Regions from separate parts of the Homo sapiens genome. Here all the other regions are linked to region 2. A link is a loop called in an ENCODE intact Hi-C map of the cell type or tissue named here. Cell type or tissue: PC-9. All regions are shown on one strand. Region 1 overlaps MIR3171HG (MIR3171 host gene). Region 2 overlaps LOC105370418 (a long non-coding RNA gene). Region 3 has its middle 76 kb from the start of MIR4307.

The links. Peaks named below come from ENCODE experiments on the same cell type or tissue, not always from the same donor. Only the 100,000 strongest peaks of a DNase experiment are listed, where the experiment ranks them.
Region 1: it touches region 2 in a loop (7-fold over the local background); 3 of 110 quality-filtered maps call a loop at or near these places.
Region 3: it touches region 2 in a loop (14-fold over the local background); 36 of 110 quality-filtered maps call a loop at or near these places.

The regions. Positions count from the first base shown.
Region 1 is chr14:27,527,453-27,529,952 of GRCh38, reverse strand. The region is part of intron 2 of MIR3171HG (MIR3171 host gene); the gene reads left to right. Among named protein-coding and RNA genes, the nearest start is that of LINC00645, 84 kb to the left of the region's middle. In PC-9, CTCF peaks have their summits at 1,257 and 1,462; no DNase peak of the experiment used is centred here.
Region 2 is chr14:26,393,226-26,395,725 of GRCh38, reverse strand. The region is part of intron 1 of LOC105370418 (a long non-coding RNA gene); the gene reads left to right. Among named protein-coding and RNA genes, the nearest start is that of NOVA1, 200 kb to the left of the region's middle. RefSeq lists an enhancer at 767-1,460. In PC-9, a CTCF peak has its summit at 1,481 (motif pointing left); DNase peaks (open chromatin) are centred at 585 and 1,175; H3K27ac peaks cover 1,961 bases.
Region 3 is chr14:26,983,332-26,985,831 of GRCh38, reverse strand. No RefSeq gene overlaps it. Among named protein-coding and RNA genes, the nearest start is that of MIR4307, 76 kb to the right of the region's middle. In PC-9, CTCF peaks have their summits at 864 and 1,075 (motif pointing right); no DNase peak of the experiment used is centred here.

The DNA of each region.
Region 1 (2,500 bases), 1.1 Mb before region 2:
TAAAACACTCTGAAAAACACAAAAATAGGTTTGAACATATGGAAAAAAAGAAAGCCCTCCTTTTTCTGAATGTAGTTCCCCTAAATTAATTTTTAAATTTATGGCTATTTGATAAAAATGCTAAATATCTTTCTTATGGACTTAGGCCAATTGGTATTAGATTTCATACGAAGAAAAAACCCACTGAATTAAATATTGAAAACAAAAAGTAAAAAGAAGATCTAGTCATAAAATATATTAAATAACAGTGCAAAGCATGTATAATTACTGTAGTGCAGTGTGGTATTGGCTAATGAATAGATAAACAGATGCATTCATTAGAATAGAAAATATAGTAATAGATCTAAATACTTACAGAAAATTAGCACCCAATAAAGAAGCCATCTCATACGACTGAGACATATAATTGTATTTAGAAAACCTTTTTAATCCTTTTTAAATGACATCCATAAGAAAGAATTAATACATTGTCTTCCTAAAAATAATTTTAAATGCTTTTCAAAACACCACAAACTATGTAAAAAATAAATTCAGACTGTATTAACCAATTTTCATGCTGCTGATAAAGACATACTCAAGTCTGGGCAATTTGCAAAAGAAAGAGGTTTAATGGACTTACTGTTCCAAGTGGCTGGCAAGGTCTCACAATCATGGCTGAAGGCAAGGAGGAGCAAGTCACGTCTACATGGATGGCAGCAGGCAAAGAGAGAGAGAGTTTGTGCAGGGAAACTCCCGTTTTTAAAAGCACCATACCTCATGAGACTTATTCACTATCATGAGAACAGCATGGGAAAGACCTGCCCCCATGATTCAATTACTTCCCACCAGGTTCCTCCCACAAAATGTGGAAATTGTGGGAGTTATAATTCAAGATGAGGTTTGGGTGGGGACAGAGCCAAACTATATTACAGACTATGATAAGACATTTGCAATATGTTGCACAGTTGATAAACTGTTATCCATAATTTTAAATAAATATTTTAACCTTTAGAACAAAGAACCAAAGCTCAAATTAAATTAATATAAACTGATAATTTATAAGAATGATATAAAATATATAAATTCATGTAGAGTGTATAACATCAGCAAGATGATTAAATAAAAAGCTATAAACCTTCCTGCCCCTTCAGAGAAACAGATGTAACAACAGTAAACAAATCAACTGCCTCTCTCTCACTTAAGAGATTTCTGTTTTCCAGACAAAATTCATTATATTTTCTCTCACCAGAGGAACTCTCCCTAATTTGGAATAAACCTCCAACTCCAATTTTCTCCTTGAGAAGGGCAACAAGTAGAACCTATTTCCAACGTTATGATTTTAGGCATGTTTCCCTCAGATACTAGTTTCAGTACCATCTGAATGTAATCACCAAGAGAAATGGGGTGCCTCTGAGAACAAAGGCAATCAATATGCATCAGAGTGTGAAGTATCATAGATAGACACTAGGTGGAGTGCTAGTATTGTACCTTACTACCTCACCAGAGATGCAGCAGAATACCAGACAGTCAACATCAGGTCCTCCTGTGTCAAAACTAGCAAATTTCAATTAGGAGGTTGTAGATACACACAGAAAAAAAAAAAAAAAAATGACCAGATTAGGCTTGAAGAGTCTAGAAAATCTAGCCAAGTTGAGTGGAGAAAGTACTTCCTGTACCAAATCAGACAGCAAATACTAAGAAAGTTGGATGATTTTTCAAATGTCTAACTCCCAACAGAGGATTGTAAGACATGCAAAGAAACAGACATATCCAATTTTAGGGACAAATTTAAACATCAAAAAACAACTCTAAAGAAATGGAGATATATGAATTGCTAAAGAATTCAAAATAACCATCATGAGGATATTTTAATGAATTAAAAGAGAAGAGATAAACAAGTGAACAAAATCATTAAAACTGTCCACGTACAAAATGAGGCTATCAATTAAAATAAGGAAAACATGAAGAAGGACTTCCAAAAATTCTTGAACTGAAGAATATAATAACTAAAATTAACATTTGTCTAGAGGGACTCAACAGCATATTGATGAGGCAAAAGAAAGAATCAGGGAGCTCAAAGACATAATTCTTGAAATTACTGAAGCAAGAAGGGCACACAAAAAAGAAAAAATAGAGAGAGTATAAAACATTCATGGGACAGCATCAAGTGAAGCAACTTATACATATTGAGTTCCAGAAGGAGAAGAAAGAGAAAAAGGAGAAGAAACTTATTTAAAGAAGTAATAGTCAGAAATCCCCCAAATTTGGAGGAGAAATGGACATATAAATTTAAGAAACTCAAGTCCAACTTGGATCAATCTGAAGATACTGACATTTAGACATAACCAATCTGGCAAAAGTCACCCCCACCTCCCCCTCCAGAAAAATCTTGAAAGCAACAAGAGAAAAGGGACTCATAACATACAAAATCTCTTATGAAATTATTAGCAGATTTCTTAGCAGAAACCTTATAAGCTAGAAGGGACCAGATGATATATTCATAGTACAAAAATAAATAAAA
Region 2 (2,500 bases):
CTGGTTTTGTTATGGTTAGAACCAAAAGCTAACTAATGTTTATATACAAAGAACAGTTCTGTTTACCCTTCTACTGTGAGGCATATTCACATTTGGTTGAAGTGAAAAAGCTCTGTCTTAATTGGATATATCAGAAAAGGAAGACATTAAACTAGCTAGATATGAGAACTTGTTTTCATTAGGTAATTGCCGTCGGAGGTCTTAATGAAGGTAGAATAACCTTTCCTCAAACAAACAAATTGTAATTCTTAATATGACATGCAAATAAAAATCTAATTCATGGTTGTACATACTGGGCCTTTATGGCTCACTATTCTTTTCTGTGGGCCCAATATATTTTTATGAAAAGAACTACCTCATAGCTCAAGGACTATGGCCTTCCTCTGTGGAAAGAAGTTGGCTACTGAATCCTGCTTTCCACCCAGGAGGACACTATTACCTCTCCCCGGGAAGGATGTGTGCTGCTGAGTTGTTGCTCTGATGAAATATAACGGATGTACTACAAAACATCAGAAGTTTACCTGGTCTCCTTTGCAACTAGAGTACTCATGCAGGGTGGTTTAGCTGGGGACTGAGGGGAAGTGGTTCACACAGGGTTGGGCTAAAGTCTTTGGTTTCCTTCTTCCTTGTGGTCCAGGTGAGGTAGCAAAGGCCATTCCTCCTCCATTGTGCTGTGTTCAAGAAAACTGCAGAGTTAAGAAAGAACAAGGATCATCAATCAGGACTTCTGGGACTTTCATTTTTAACCAGAGTTGAAAACACAGGGGCTTGGAGACCTTTCTGGTAACCCTTTAAACTGAAGTCAAAGGGTTCAAAAAGAAAAGGAAAGTCTATGAAATATATACCGAAGGCAGAAACCACAGTGAGAGAGGGAAGTAATATGTGATTTGGGATAGATGCCTTTGACATATTCATTGATCTCAGTGACTTGCAGAGTGCTGATAGCACTCTGGCCTCAGGGTGAGGCGCCTTGCCAGCTTCCAGATCAAAGGAGTGCCTAGGTGCTGAATCCCTGGCGTACTCCCAAGCAAAAGTGCCTGGAGCCACATTTGCTAATTACAGGTTGTGTTCTGCTGTTTCCAAACAGGGTGAAAGTGACAGAAGTTTAACTGTGAATAATTACACACTTGAATAAGTATGTGATTAGCACTATTTGTTGTGGTTGGGACTGGAGTGATGGGACAAGAATGGAGTGATTGCATTATTTACAGCTTAATTGTAGACAAGTAATTACTTATGTAAGCTGATGGTGTGAGGTCACAGAGGACCTGCAAAAGAATGTAGATGATCTGAAATTCAACTTCTCAAGCCAGTCACTGCGCCTCCCCCATCCCTTTTGAGCTTGATAAAGAGAACCAACTATGCATTTCTTGAATGAAATGCTTAGGAATGTTAAATGTCTTGTTCAGTCTAAGCAAAGGATCAGCAGAGATATTTTAAAAATCTCAGCTTCCAAAGTAATAAATCACAAATGCCACCTAGTGGCTTTTAGTATCCAGTGGCTGCATTATCTGTAGACTGTAGCTATAGCCCAGTTAAGGAGAGGACTTTTCTAGTCGGGGAGTGGGTTGTTCAGTTAGGAAAATTGAGATGAATGGACCAGGACTCAAAGTCCTTCAGCCTGCCTCTCCCTTCACTCAGCTCTACTAGAACATCAGAGCTGAAAACTCCCCCCACCTTACACCATTGTAACTTCCAGTAGTGCAGTAGAAATTTGACTGCAAATCACTGTGCAGTTTTTATTTTCCCCTGAGCCACTAACATAATAAATGAGGAAGTCAACAGCTTTCATGATTTGGGAGTAGATTCATGGTTGCATTTTGCTGGCTGCCGCTTCTCATTCACAAGGTGGTTGAAAGCCACTTTTCCAATATCACATGCCTGGTTTCAAGTGTTCAGGTCTAGATTTAAATCTGGAGGGATTCTGTTGTCATAGACCCTCCCAGGGAGTGTGCTATTTGAGAAATGTATTGAGAAAGGTGGGGTTGAGAGAATGAACAGCCCTCTCCCCAGCTTGTTTTTATAATATTGCTAAAAATAAATAGACAAATCAATTTTCCTCTAACAGCTCAACACTGGACAAGTAAAATTCTTTGACTAAGATGCAGAAAATATTGCTGTAAACCCAACAGCACAAGCTGAGAGGTAAACAGGCCTGCTGTGCTCTCCGTGTAGATGCTGCCTTTCCCAACCAATTGAAACCACTGTTTCTCTGGTTGTAACACCAGACAAAAAAAAAAAAAAAAAAAAAAAAAAAAAGGAATGGTGATCCTCCAGTTGTTTCAGGCCACAGATTCAAGAATATTATTTGTAGGAGGAGGCTACTTTCCATTTGAAAGAGCTATGATTTCATCTGTCATGCCATTTATCATTTCCTATTTTGGGTCAATTTCCCTCTGCATTTGGAGCCCTCAGCAGAGTGTCCATGCCACTTCTTTGTGGGACATTCTCCTGCAGATGACCACTCCTACCCTACCCAGGACAACATCTTCACTCCCAG
Region 3 (2,500 bases), 590 kb before region 2:
GTGACAATGTCTCAGACATTAACACTCCAGTAGTACCAGGACTTTAACATTTAATCTCTGTTTCTTTTACCTCCATCTCCTTGAATATTTTAATTAGGAATTATTGCAATAGAAACATTTGAATTACCTAATATAGTCTTTAAGCCACAGCCCAAATAACGAAAAAAAAAGGTTCCCCTTAAATGGAATTGTCAGCTTTGCTGAGCATTCAGAGTAGCTGAGTATATGGTGCTACTTGGAATTAGCTCTTTGGTTTTCATTAAAGCATTATATTGAATAAGTTAAATATCTTTGTCCTTAATTTAAAATGGTAATGAGAAACTGAAAATAAAAAGCAGTGCAATAAGGAATATCAGGGACATGCACGCCAACATTAATAAAATGATTCTTTTTATCCTTGCTTTAACTTTGGCTTTATTCTTGTGACCAAAAAAGAACACTGGAATCATGATGTAAAAAAGGAAGACTATAAATTGAAGCGTAATGACTTTAGAGATAAATGTATTAGTTTATGTATAGTTGGTACTGAAATTGAGAATCTGTTAGAAAAACATATTTCCCAAATCTATAAAAAGACATATTTAAGAATTCTACCTGAAACCATTTCTTTCTTTCAATTATTAAAGTATTATATGAGACATGCTTGAAACAAATCATTTTGATCAAGAATTATCATTACCTGATACCTTTCTCAGAGAATTTTTGCCATGGTATAATTTTACTATATGGTGAGTTATGGCTCATTCTATGTTAGAACATTATCTACTAATATAAAGTGGCTTATACTTACTGAAGACTCCACATGAATGAGTGAAATGCGCTACTTTCAAATATCCCTGAAAGATATAACAATCACTCCATGATGTATAGGAATATGTTGTCTTTAATACGATTACAAACATTATATATTTTTTACATACTTTAGAGAAGTGTATTAGAAGATAATGGTGTAATATATGACAGTAAAAATAGCTTTTTTATAATTTGAGATGTCCGTTTCATCTGAGAAAAAAACATTTCAACTGACAAAAACCATCAGGGTCTTAGAGTTGGGGCATGGATAGGTGGATTGTATGGCCACAAGAGGGCAGCAGATGGTCTGAAACTAAGGACCTGAGTTGCATGTGAAATGACCGCAGTTGTGAAGGTTTTTCAATAGAGAAAGAGTCGTTTCCAGCCTAAATGGGAAAAAGGAAAGGAAGGGAGGAAGGAGAAAAAAAAGGAAGAAAGAGGTACCAAGAAGGACAATAGAGGGAAACACAGGCACGTTTTAATAGTTTTTTAAAAACAGGAATGCTGTGTGAGGCACGTTTCTGTGAGTGTGTGCCTGTGTGTGCACATCTCTGTGTGTATGTGTGTTTTACTAAGACTTCGGCTGTTCTGCTGCCCAACGCCAAAATACATGGAAATTCTAGTTCTGTCCAAATCTACCACCAAAATGTGTAAATCTCCTCCCCACCACACACAAAAAGAGCTTTTATCTATACAATTTGTTTTTCTTGCATACCATCATTTCTTCTCTTCTACGTAATTAGCCCTCCATTAAAACACTGATTTTGAAAATCAAGGAGAATAATCCACCTGGCTCTGCCACTGTGTCTCCATAGGCCTACTTAAGGAACCAGAAAGTTCACTTTTCTTTTATGTTTGATTTTTTAAAATAATTTATAATCACTTCTTGCCAAATATTATTCTTCTTTAGCTATAGTCAAGATACCGCTAGAGAATACGAGGTCTGCATACTAATTAATTGCTCACAATACTTTCCAAGGAACACAAAAACACCCACAAAATAACTGACTAGTTTGCTTCCCCTACACAATTAATCTTCCATTAAACTACCCTTTTTTTTCTCATTTTTGCCGGAGTAATATTGAATTAGATTTCAATTACATTCAGGCTTAAATGGATATATAGCATTATATAGAGTGAATGGAGGCTGTTGAAGGGAGGAACCTTTCTTTCATCCTTACATCTTCACACATCTTCATTCAATAGGTGTTACATAAATAAATACTTGGGAGGTCACGCAAGAAGCATCAGTCCTCATCCAGTGCAGAGTCTGGATTATGAATCTCAGAACTGGTCTACCTCTCCACTTCTTACAATTATATCAGACATCCCGGTCTCAGTATAATTTGGCATACTGGATATTTGCTCCAAGTCCAAGAAAAGAAAGAGAAAAAAATGTTGTTAATGTGTCTTAATTATACTGAGTGATATATACCAACAATTATACCGATAAACAACGACATGCATATGGGATATGCTCAATTTATACTGCTTCCTTGATCAGTTATTTGCAAAGCTTTAAAAAGGAATGAAAGTTTTTATGACAAAATATGGCTGTATCCTCTCTCATTTGCACCTGTTTTCTATCAGGTATTCTTGGCTATAAGCAGGAAAATGATCAAAGGTGGGGCATCAAAGTGGTAAAAAGGTTTCATGAAGAAACTGTACAATACATGGAGCTATAAATAGCTCATAGATCACTGTGAGG